Regions from separate parts of the Homo sapiens genome. Here region 2 is linked to region 1. Evidence: chromatin contacts called from ENCODE Hi-C or POLR2A ChIA-PET data. All regions are on one chromosome and are shown on one strand. Each heading gives the region's core, a stretch centred on a gene start or an enhancer-like site at or near the end of the contact. The rest is flanking DNA. Distances are from core to core; before and after follow the strand shown.

The links. A loop is a pair of places that touch in the nucleus more often than their neighbours do. ChIA-PET counts read pairs that join two places held with the same protein, here RNA polymerase II (POLR2A). Pooled maps may share reads with other maps.
Region 2: a map of endometrial microvascular endothelial cells shows a loop between it and region 1 (6-fold over the local background). The contact joins two enhancer-like sites. A Hi-C loop is called at or near these places in 2 of 168 maps with a recorded cell type or tissue (endometrial microvascular endothelial cells and sigmoid colon) and 7 of 50 pooled maps. POLR2A ChIA-PET finds 5 or more read pairs at or near these places in 1 of 52 experiments (H1).

Annotation. Positions count from the first base shown.
Region 1 is chr2:148,717,604-148,723,885 of GRCh38, reverse strand. The region is part of intron 2 of EPC2 (enhancer of polycomb 2); the gene reads right to left. Among named protein-coding and RNA genes, the nearest start is that of EPC2, 76 kb to the right of the region's middle. Within about 2 kb of position 3,250, at least 6 of the 41 ENCODE cell types and tissues checked have a DNase peak (open chromatin) inside an H3K27ac peak, as active enhancers do.
Region 2 is chr2:148,811,708-148,817,989 of GRCh38, reverse strand. No RefSeq gene overlaps it. Among named protein-coding and RNA genes, the nearest start is that of KIF5C, 60 kb to the left of the region's middle. Within about 2 kb of position 3,032, at least 8 of the 41 ENCODE cell types and tissues checked have a DNase peak (open chromatin) inside an H3K27ac peak, as active enhancers do.

The sequences.
Region 1 (6,282 bases), core at 2,001-4,500:
AAGCTACAAATGCAAGCAGTGTTATCAATGTTAAACCCTCTAAAAAGTTATAAATCCAATTGTCTCAATCAGAAGAAATTTAAGTATATCAACCTCAAAAATTATGCAACCAATAAAAAATTACAAAGACGACGATATGGAAAAAAGTCTAAACATCGAGTGGAAAAAAAGCTGAAAACAAAATTGTAAGTAAGACTTCTGGTTTCCAGGTAGGCACGTAAGAAACTTAGAAGAAACTTAGAAGTTGCCACCCCATCTTAACAACATATAAAAGGCTGAACAAACTGAAAATAAACAACACTTAAATCTGTGAGGTCACAAGGCAAAAGCATCGCACCCAAAACTGGAGACAGAGGTGAATACACAGAATCACAACTTACGGGAACAGAAACCCACTAGCAGAAACCCTCCTGAAAACCAATGGGGGAGAGGGAGGGCTGGAAAACCTAAACTGTAATTGACTCAGTATGGCCAATTCTGAGAGATTAAAAATCCAGGCATCTCAGTCACTGGGAAGCCCTTACACCTTTGTGAGTATCACCTTTCAAGAACTCAACCATGTTCTCACAGTGAATACTTAGGGAAAAAATATCTTTGTGCTTCCAGAAAGGTAAGCATTTTGAAATGTGCCAGAGCATTCTGTTTTTAACAATGCCTGCAATCAAGAGAAACAATTTTATCAGAGTATAACCTGCTTTTTTTCTTAAACTTTTATTTTAGGTTCAGGGCCTCAATGTGTAGGTTATTAGGTAAATTGCATCTCATGGGGGTTTGATATACAGACTATTTTATCCCCCAGGTAATAAACATAGAACCCAATAGATAGTTTTTCGATCCTTTTCCTCCTTCCATCCTCCACCCTGAAGGAGGTCCCAGTGTCTCTTGTTCCCTTCTTTGTATCCATGTGTTCTCAATGTTTATTTAGGTCCCACTTATAAGTGAGAACATGCAGTATTCCGTTTTCTGTTCCTGTCTTAGTTTACTTAGGATAATGGCCTTAGCTCCATCCATGTTGCTGCAAAGGACATGATCTCGTTCTTTTATGACTATGTATATATGTATCGTGTATATGTACCACATTTTCTTTATCCAGTCTACTGTTGATAGGCATTTAGGTTGACTCCACGTCTTTGCTGCTGTGAATAGTGCTGCAATGAACATACATGTGGATGTGTCTTTATGGCAGAATGATTATAATTCTTTGGGTATATACCCAATAATGGGATTGCTGGGTTGAATGGTAATTCTGCTTTGAGTTCTTTGAGAAATCGCTACGCTGCTTCCACAATGGCTGAACTAATTTACATTCCTACCCGCAGTGCATGAGCATTCCCTCTTCTCTGCAACCTCACCAGCATCTGTTACTTTTTGACTTTTTAATAACAGCTTTTCTGACTGCTGTTAGATGCTACCTCATTGTGGTTTTGATTTCCATTTCTCTAATGATTAGTGATGCATTTTTTCATATGCTTGTTAGCTGTGTGAATGTCTTCTGTTGGGTTTTATCAAAGCCTATCAGACCTGGGGGAAGGAAAAAGATGAGTCCAGCTGCCTCTAGTCTTCCATGCAGGAGAAGAGAAATACCCAACTCCAGCCCCCTTTAGACAGCCTGTCCCACCCTAAGGGGGGAAAAACTGAGAAGCACTGGTGAAGTTCACAGTCCAGAGACACAGGCTCACCAAAAGACAGACCTCATCATGAAACTATCAAATCTCACCCCACAAAACACACCATAAAACCGCATCATTAAAGTCCTGTATTTCTGCAGTTCCCTTTACCCAGTTACATCATGTCCACCTTTCAAGAAAAATTATAAGACATACTAAGCAGCTAAGCAAACATCAGAATCAGAGTCAGATATGAAAAGAATGCTGTACTTTTCCAACCAGGAATTTCAGAAAACTATAAGGCTTTAATGGAAAAAACAGACAACATGCAAAAACAGATGAATAATATAAGAAGAGAGATGAGAATTCTGAAAAAAAAAAAAAAAAAGAAATCAAAACAGAAAAAGAAACAAAGATACAAATTACTATTTAATATAATAGAGATGCATCTGAAGGGCTCACTAGTAGACTGGACACAGCTGACAGAACAATCTTGGAGCCTGGTAATATGATATGACAATAGGAACTTCCAAGACTGAAAAGCAAGGCAAAAAAAAAAAAAAAAAGAATAAAACAGAATACTACTAAATGTATAAATATGCATAATGCAAATTCCAAGAAAGGAACACAAGCAACATGTGAAGCAACAATGACTGAGAATTTCTCCAAATTAATGTCAGGCATCAAACCACAGATTGAGGAAGCTCAAACACCACCAAGCAGGATAAAAGCCAAAACAAAAATAAACAAAACCACCCTATAGTTAGGCATATGATATTCAAACATCAGAAAATCAAAGGTAAAGAAAAAACCTTGAAAGAAGCCAAAGGGGAAAAAACACCTTAGCTACAAAGGAGCAAAGATAAGATCACATCAGATATTCCTCAGAAATCATGGAAGTAAGAACAGCATGGAGTGAAATATTTCATGTGTTGAGTTAAAAAAAAAAACCCAACAACCTACAAACCTAAAATTCTGCACTCTGTGAAAATACCCTTCAAAAGTGAAGGAGAAATAAAAACTTTCTCAGACAAATAAAAATTGAGGACTTTGTTGCCAGTAGACCTGCCTTATAAGAAATCTTAAAAGTAGTACTTTTGAGAGGAGGAAAATGATATAGGTTAGAAACTCAGATCTACATAAACATAGGAAGAGTACTGGGGAGAAAGGGTAAAATAAAAACTTTTATTTTCTTACTGTTAATTATCTAACAGACAACAGCTTGTTCAAAACAATAATAGGAACAATATATTCAATTATGAATGCTTATATACATAAGCAGTTTACTTACACATAGCATACAGACAGATATAGTCTTAATGAAGCAATTCTGGGGACAGGGCCAAGACAGCCGATTAGAAGCAGCTGCAGTCCGTGGCGCTCATGGAGAGGAACGAAAGCGGCGAGTGAATACTGCACTTTCAACTGAAATAATCCAGGTAGTCGCATTGAGACTTATCAGGGAAACAGCTCGACCCACGGGGAATGAGGAAAAGCAGGGTGGCGCGGCGGCCCACTTGGGAGCAACACAAGCCAAGGAAACCCCCATCCCCAGCCAAGGGAAGTGATGAGTGATTATGCGACCCAGGGAAACCACGCTTCTCCCATGGATCTTTGCAACCCGGGGATCAGGAGATCCCCTTATGAGTCCACGCCACCAGGGCCTTGGGGCCAACACACGGAGCTGCGTGGAGTCTCAGCAGAGCAGCTGCTCAGGCATGCACAGAGACCCAAGAGCTTTACATACTCCAGTACCGGGATCTCCAACAAACGTGTCTGCAACTCAGACAAGGCGGGAGGTCCACATATACCCCCCGAGAGGGGTTGGAATCCAGAAAGTTGAGCAGCCTTGTTCTGCAGGCCCACTTCCATGACACCTCACAAGATAAGACCCACTGGCTTGGAATTCCAAGCAGCCACCAGCAATAGGCTGTGGGGAGAGGCCAGCACCATCTCTGCTGTTTGGTCAACACAGCTGTTCCAGCCTGCAGACCCTGGAGAGTCCAAATGGTCCAGACGAGAAAGGGTCCCCCCAGTGGCACAACTCAGCAGCTTTGCCAGATATTGACCAGATTACTTCTTTAAGTGAAGCTCCAATCCATTCCTCTTCACTGAGTGGGACCTCCCAGCCAGGCCCTCCAGCCATGGCCTGACAGAGCTCTTACCTTTCTTATCTCTCCCTGGGACAAAGTGTCCAGGAGAGGGGAGGGCTGCTACCTGGGCAGAGGCAGTTCCCTACCATGACACAGCTGTTTTGTCAAGGCATGGCCAGACTGATTCTGTAATCAGGACCCCCAATCCACTCCTCCTTGTGGGGCGGGTCCTCCCAGCCAGAGCCTCTAGTCACCACCCATGTTCTATGGGCCGAAAGAGCTCCAATTTCTCCCTGGGATGGAGTGCCTGAAGAGTGGGGCAGGTTGCCACCTTGGCTGTTTGGGCTCCTCAGCCAGTTCAGCCAGTGGGGCTTGGAGAGCCCAGATCAAATGGTGGCTAAAGGGATCACCAACACAGCACAGCTGCTCTAACAAAAAGAGGCCAAACTGTTGCTTTAAGCGGGCCCCTGATCCCATTCCTCCTAACTGGGTGAAACCTCCCAACTGGGGTCTCCAACCACCCCCTACAGGCGTGTTCAGGTGGCAATAGGTCAGCACCCTCCTGGGATGGTGCTTCCAGAGGAAGGGGCAGGCTGCCATCTTTGCTGTTTTGCAGGCGTCACTGGTGATACCTCCAGGTACAGGAAGAACCAGAGCAACTGGGGTTTGGAGCGGACCTCCAGCAAACTGCAGCAGCCCTACAGAAGAGTGACCAGACTATGAAAAGAAAAACAAACAGAAAACGACAACAAAGAAAAACCACAAAATACCACCCAAAGGTCAGCAACCTCAAAGATCAAAGGTAGATAAGCCCACAAAGATGAGAAAGAATCAATGCAAAAACACTGAAAACTCAAAAAGCCAGAGTGTCCTTTTCCTCCAAATGACCACAACATCTCTCAAGCAAGGGCTCAGAACTGGGCTGACACTGAGATTGCTGAAATGACAGAAGTAGACTTCAGAAGGTGGTAACAACGAAGTTCACTGAGCTAAAGGAGCATGTTTTAACCCAATGCAAAGTAGCTAAGTATCATGTTAAAACTATACAGGAGCTGATAACCAGAATAGCCAGTTTAGAGAGGAAGATAAATGACCTGATGGAGTTAAAAAAACACAACACGAGAACTTCACAATGCAATCATAAATATTAATAGAAGAACAGGCCAAGCAGAGGAAAGAATCTTAGAGCTGGAAGACTGGCTTTCTGAATTAAGACAAGCAGACAATACTAGAGAAAAAAGAAGGAAATGGAATGAACAAAACTTCTGAGAAATATGGGATTATGTAAACAGACTGAATCTACGACTGACTGAGGTACCTGAAAGTGATGGGGAGTTGGAACCAAGTTGAAAAACATACTTCAGGATATCATTTAGGAGAACTTCCCCAACTTACCAAGACAGGCCAACATTCAAATTCAGGAAATACAGAGAACCCCAGTAAGATACTCCATGAGAAGAATCATCCCCAAAACACATAATCATCAGATTCTCCAAGATCAAGATGAAAGAAAAAATGCTCAGAGCAGCCAGAGAGAAGGGCCAGGTCACCTACAAGGGGAAGCCCATCAGACTAACAACAGACCTCTCAGTGGAAATCCTACAAACCAGAAGAGACTGCGGGTCAATATTCAACATTCTTAAAGAAAAGAATTTCCACCCCAGAATGTCATATTGGGCCAAACTAAGCTTCATAAGCAAAGGAAAAATAAGATCCTTTTCAGACAAGCAAATGCTGAGGGAATTCATCACCATCAGGCCTGCCTTGCAAGAGCTCCTGAAGGAAGCACTAAATATGGAAAGGAAAAACAGTTACCAGTTGCTACAAAAACACACTGAAGTACACAGATCAGTCCCTATGAAGCAAGCACATAAACAAGTCTGCAAAATAACCAGCTAGCATGATGAGAGAATCAAATCCGCACATAAGAATTCTATCCTTAAATGTAAATGGGCTAACTGCCCCAATTAAAAGACACAGAATGGCAAGCTGGATAAAGAATCAAGACCCATTGCTACGCTACCTTCAAGGGACCCATCTCACATGCAAAGACACACAAAGACTCAAAATAAAGAGACTGAAGACAATTTACTAAGCAAATGGGAAACAGAACGAAGCAGGGGTTGCAATCCTAGTTTCTGATAAAACAGGCTTTAAACCAACAAAGATCAAAAAAGACAACGAAGGGCATGACATAATGGTAAAGGGTTCAATTCTACAAGAACAGCTAACTAACCTATATATGTGCCCAATACTGGAGCACCCAGATTCATAAAGCAAGTTCTTAGAGACCTTCAATGAGACTTAGACTCCCACACAATAATAGTGGGAGACTTTAACACCCCTACTGACAATATTAGACAGATCATAGAGAAAGACAATTAAAAGATATTCAGGATCTGAACTCAGCTCTGGATAGAGTAGACCTGACAAATACCTATAGAACTCTCCACCCAAAAACAACAGAATATACATTCTTCTCATTACTGCACGGCACTTACTTGAGTAAAATTGATCACATAATTGGAAGTAAAACACTCCTCAGCAAATGCAAAAGAACTGAAATAATAACAAAGTCTGTC
Region 2 (6,282 bases), core at 1,783-4,282, 94 kb before region 1:
TTTAAGCAATGGGGTTCAATAATGGCTGCACATTTGAGTTACCTAAAATGCAGGCGAGGTAAAAATTACTAATGCCCAGGCTCCAATCTCAGAAATTTTGATTTAATTGATCTGAGGAGGAGGCCCAGGTATGGGTAACTTTTTAAAGCTCATTGGAATCACAAAATTGGGGTATAAAATAAATAGATAGATAGATAATAGATAGATAAAAAATTAAAAGTTCATCGAGTGATTCTAGGGATCAGAAACTCTGATTCAAAATGTGCTCTGAGCTCCCTGCTGCATCATACAGTTTGGCTCCAGAAGATTGCCCTGTCCCCCAGTGCAGAAAGAGTTAAATGACAGGCAGTCCGGGAGACCATCTCTCAGCATCATTTACAGGCTGTGCAAAGAGAAAGTGTGCCTGGCTGACGCAGTTCTCACTGTGCAGACTGGAGATGCTTTGGGTTTTAATTTAAGGAGCTCTTTAAAATCTTCTCTCTCCTCCACCCCCACTTTCCCAGGAGACATCATATCCAGACGTCAGCTCATAAAACCAGGTCCAATTTTGGAGGCTGCAGTGATCTGGGAACCATCCAATGTGTCCTTGCAGACAGGCAGTCACAACTCGGAAATGACGATTGCATAGAGGTTTCAATGTCGCATGCAAATAGCCTATCTCGCTGACAATTTTCAACTTGCTGTCATTTAATGATGCTTCCCCGCTCTCCAAGGAAAGCTGGCACCAAGTGGGGGAGGGGTTCCTGCTTTTCTTTTCAGTGCTCCACTCATACCACTGTGGCTTTCAGAAGCTGAGCTGGGAGTTCTGAAAAGCCAATATCTTTATCAAGTGGGAAAGGAGAGAGAGCCAGGCAGAGATAGGTTTCTCTAAAATAAGACCCTACTTGATTTTTCTCCCTGGGACATTTATAGCTCATAGCAATGAGCCCCAAAGATCCTTATTTGTCCTAGAATCAGAACCCTAGTCTCACTCAGCTGAGGGTAGGGGGAATTTAATGAGTATTTCTGTAGAGCTTTGAAAATTACCACCATCACTTCAGTGTCAAAAACACAGACAGCGGCCAGGCACGGTGGCTGATGCCTGTAATCCCAGCACTTTGGGAGACCAAGGAGGGTGGATCACCTGAGGTCAGGAGCTCGAGACCAGCCTGGCCAACATGGTGAAACCCTGTCTCTACTAAAAATACAAAAATTAACGGGGCGTGGTGGCAGGCACCTGTAATCCCAGCTACTCGGGAGACTGAGGCAGGAGAATCGCTTGAACCTGGGAGGCGGAGGTTGCAGTGAGCCGAGATCGTGCCATTGCACTCCAGCCTGGGGGACAAGAGTGAGACTTTGTCTCAAAAACAAACAAACAAAAAACAAACAAATGAAAAACAACACAGACGGCTAGGTATGGTGGCTCACACCTATAATCCCAGCACTTTGGGAGGCTAAGGCAGGAGGACGCTCAAAGCCAGTAGTAGCTCAAGACCAGCCTGGGCAACAAAGCAAGATCCTGTCTCGACGAAGAATTTTTAAAAATCAACCTGGTGAGATGGCACACCTGTAGTCTCAGCTACTTGGAAGCTGAAGTGGGAGGATCATTTGAGCCCAGGATGTGGAAGCTGCAGTGAGCTATGATTGTGCCACTGCTCCAGCGTGGGCGACAAAGCAAGAACCTGTCTCTAAAAAAAAATGTAAAAATGTTTAAAACCACAGCGTATATAGAACAATATTGGATATTTGTTCCTGGCCAACAAGCTTTCATTGAGCAATGTGTAAGAACTGCTGAGGGGGAACAAAATAATCCACCTCAGAACAGAATCTCTCCCCAGAAAGCTCAGGCACCATGCGTTGCAGAACAGAGAGGCTTGTTTCCGGAATGAAGACAGGGTTCAGGGGCACCTCGAGTAGCAGCTGAGGCCTGAAGCACTGCATCTAGAGCAGTGGTTTTCAAAGTATGGTCTCTGAGACAACAGCATCACCTGGGATGTAGTAAAAATGCAGATTCCCAGGGCTTGTCTCAGACTTTCTGAGTCAGAAACTTGGTGGGGTGCAGTGGGGGGGGTGGGGGGGGCAGTAATCTGCATTTTAACAAGTCCTCCAGGTGATTCTAATTCAATTTAAAGTTTGAGAACCATTGACGTAGTCTGGACTCCAGAAAATCATCTTGGAAATTTTGAGCCCTGCTGGATTACAGGCAGGAGGGCGGCAGGGAAGGACCCTGCTTTAAGCTATTGCAGTCATTTCCTCCCTAGTGTAAATGGGGATGGGAGTGGAGGTGGAGGGGGTGAAGGTGAGAACACCGGAGGCAGAGAGGCTGAGGAGGTAGAGGAGCACATCTTTTCTGCCTTCCCTGTGGAAGCAGGATCCACCCAGTGCAATGATAAAGCAGCTGCCTGAATAGGATCCTGCCCTCTGTTTCACAGGCATGGGGTCTGCAAATGCGTCTGGAAGGGTTACATGGTGGGATAGAGTTAGGTGAGATGGCCACAGGGAGGATCTCAGGATCAGTCCGGAGATCAACCCTAACTGGCTGCTGTGTACAACCTGCACAACAGTACATGGTAGCCCTGCTCAGGAAACAGGAGCTGAAATAAATAGAAGCTTCATCCTCAGAGCAAAGAAGAGATATGAAGGCGAATGCCAGGGTTGAGGGGGGCAGTAGATGAAAGAGAAGATGAGCTCCAGAACAAGGTGTTTTAAGGGATTTGTTCTGATCAGGTCTGGTAAGACACACAGACACCGAAATGACTCATTGTAATTGCCAAAGCCAATGCACTGAGAATAGCAGCGGTTTTTTTTTTTTGGTTTTTTTTTTTTTGTTTTTTTGCAGCAAATAAACAGTTTAATAATCACAGGGCCAGCCAAGTGGAAGAATGAGAGTTAGCTCTTAAATCCATCTCCCCAAGAATTTGGAGGCTAGAGTTTTTCAGGGATCATTTGGTGGGCAGGCAGCCAAGGAATGGGGAGTGCTGATTGGTAGGTTGGAGGCTGAAATCATGGGGGTCGAAGCTATCTTCTTGTGCTGAGTCCATTCCGGGGTGGGGGTCATAAGACCAGTCGAGCCAGTTCCATGGTATGGGTTACTGGTCCGGGTGGTGCCAGCTGGTCTATCAGAATGCAAGGTCTGAAAGGTACCTCAGATGCCAGTTTTAGTTTTTACAAAAGTGGTGTTCTCTATAGAAGCGTTTGGGGGAGGTTACAAATCTTGTGACCTCTGGCCACACAACTACTAAACCCCATTCTATCCTCGTTGCTAATTTTTTATTGGTTTTACAAAGGCAATTTTGGTCCCTGAGCAAGGTGGGGGTTAGTTTCAGGAAGGGGCAGTTATGATCTTTGTTTTAAAGTGAAACTATAAACTAAATTCCTCTCCTGTTTAGCTTGGCCTACACCCAGGAAGGAGCAAAGGCAGTTAGCTTGTGAGATTAGAAGCAAGACGGAGTCATTTGGGTCAGATTTTTCTCATTGCCATAATTTCTGTCAGATTTCTCTCATTGTCACAAATTTTACAAAGGCGATTTCATTATGAAGAAAGGTTTTTTGGTTGTTTTTGTTTGCTTGTTTGTTTGTTTTTGAGACAGGGTCTCACTTTGTCACCCAGGCTGGAGTGTAGTGACACAATCTCAGCTCACTGCAGCCTCCAGTTTCCTGGCCCAGGTGATCCTCCCACCTCCACCCCACCCAGTAGCTGGGACTACAGGCCTGTGCCACCACGCCTGGCTAATTTTTTTGTGTTTTTAGTAGAGAAGGGATTCACCATGTTGAAACCAGGTTCAAGACCACCAGACTGGTCTTGAACTCCTGAGCTCAAGTGATCCTCCTGCCTTGGCTTCCCAAAGTGCTGGGATTACAGACGTGAGCCACTGCACCTGGCTGAAGGAAGAAGTTTATTATACTCACAGATTCTCTAGAAACAGGAGACATGGCCCACCGCACCAGGGGACACAGGAGGAAGCCCCAGGCTGGGCAGGAGGAAGAGGGGGCCAGGAGAAAACGAGAGCAACAGTCTTTACCGTGGTTTCCAGGGGATGAGCGGGTGAGGCAAGGTAGGCGGACTCAAGGTTGGCTAGTCTGAATCATTTCCGCAGCCATGGGGGCTGCCCCTAGTGGTCTGGTACCGCTAGGGGAGTATGACAGCCCAATAGCGGAGGTGGCTGGGGTTTGGGGTTTGGGGCTCTGAATTGCTCGGTTTGCATTTGAAAGGCAGGTTGCCTCGTGAGTTGTTTACTGTATCTAGAAATTGACTAATCCCGGCAGGGGCACCCCCTCCAGGGTTTTGCTTCTCTACAGAAAACAAAAGGCATGGTTAATCTACAGGGATAATGAAGTAAGATTCTGCAAGCTCGCCTACTCAATTGACCTGACCACTTTGTTAACACCTGTACACACCTGTGCTGGCCAGCACAAGAGCCCCTAGTAACTTGGGGCTCTTGGACGCTTGAAATAGGGCCAGCATGACTGAGGAACTGAATTTTACATTTTTATTCCAGTCTTCTGTTAAATAGCCTTCCTAAGAGTCTAAAATATCTTATTTTTATATTGAAGACATGTTGAAATTATAATATTTTGAATATATTGTACAAAAATTAAATATACTATTAAAATTAATTTCATCTGTGTCTCTTTACTTTGTAAAATGTGGCTTCTAGAAAACCTAAAATGACATATGTGCTTGTATTATTTTTCACCAGACAGTGCTGGCCTATACTTAATAGTGATTGGAAGTAAAATCCTAAAACAACAACAATAAAAAGGTGGCTTTTTAAAATCAAGGAGCTCTAGCCGGGCACAGTGGCTCATGCCTGTAATCCCAGCACTTTGGGAGGCCGAGGCGGGCGGATCACCTGAGGTCAGGAGTTCGAGATCATCCTGACCAACATGGAGAAACCTCGTTTCTACTAAAAATACAAAATTATCTAGGCATGGTGGCGCGCGCCTGTCATCCCAGCTACTTGGGAGGCTGAGGCAGGAGAATCGCTTGAACCCGGGAAGTGGAGTTGCGGTGAGCTGAGATAGCACCATTGCACTCCAGCCTGGGCAACAAGAGCAAAACTCCATCTCAAAATAAAATAAAATTAAGGAGCACTTTAAAATCTGCTGTGAGACTTGTGTGCTTACAAAGCAGAGCACAGTCCACACCTTCCTCCTGTTGGAGGATGACATCCTTCTTGCTGGGGATTGGCACCCGCCCATCAGGATCTGGGAGACTCTGGGGTGGGCAGGAGAGGTTGACGAGGCTGAAAGCAAAAACTTTATGCTCAAGCAATTTCTTGAGAGAGAAATCTACCTCAGTTCCTGCAACCCAGCCACAGCCATGAAGCCCAGAAGCAATGTGTCTCATTTCTGGCTCTGCAGACCCCTGCTCCACACTCCTGACCCAGACTGACTGCTCCCAGGCAGAGACAAAGAACAGCAAAGAGTGCCAAGGGGCAGGCCCGGAGCGAGCATCTGCAGCGGCCTCGTGCCCTCTCCCCCGCATGTTCTTGTGTGGCTGCCAGCCCTGGGAAGTGTGTGTGATTCACAGACATCCTCAAGGTTAGACTTTTGGAGGCATTGTGGTTATAAATTAGTACAAGAGTTTTCTTGGCACAGGATCCAGGAGCCTGGCCCTGTGTCAGCTGCAGGAAAGCTTCTCAGCTAATTGGGGTGCTGGTGGGTGGGAGGAAGGGGGCAGAAGGGGCCAAGGCTCCGTTCCAAGGACAGAGACAAAGCTGTCACCAGGCTCGCTCATGAAAACCCTGGGGCTGTGCAGGGCAGGGGTGGGGGCATCAAGGCTAGAAGAGTGACCACCTCACAGAGCACCAGAGGAGGGGGTGCTACAGCGGGCAGCCACCTGCACCTGCACACTTTAGTCATCGGTGTGAGGAGCATTGATCTATGTGCAAACAGGATCCAAAATCCTAGGTCACATCCTGTAGTGAACTTGGGGTGAGACTTCTTGGTGGAGGGGCTCTCTTAAGTTGCAAAACAGCCATCTATGTAGCCCAGAAGAGCTACTATCTTGAAGAAGGAAAGAATGTTCTTCCCACCAGTAGAGGCAGTCTAGTTCACTCAGTCTGACAGGCTTTCTTTTAGGCCTAATATGAGCCAGACACTGGAGTCCAAGGCACTCGTGGTGCCTCCCTTCCCTCAAGGAGCTTCGAGGAGAAGGAGGTCATTGTGTAATAAAGTACAGGCAGGACGTAGTGGCTCACGCCTGTAATCCCAGCACTTCGGGAGGCCGAGGCAGGTGGATCACCTGAGGTCAGGAGTTTGATACCAGCCTGGCCAACATGGTAAAACCCCCATCTCTAC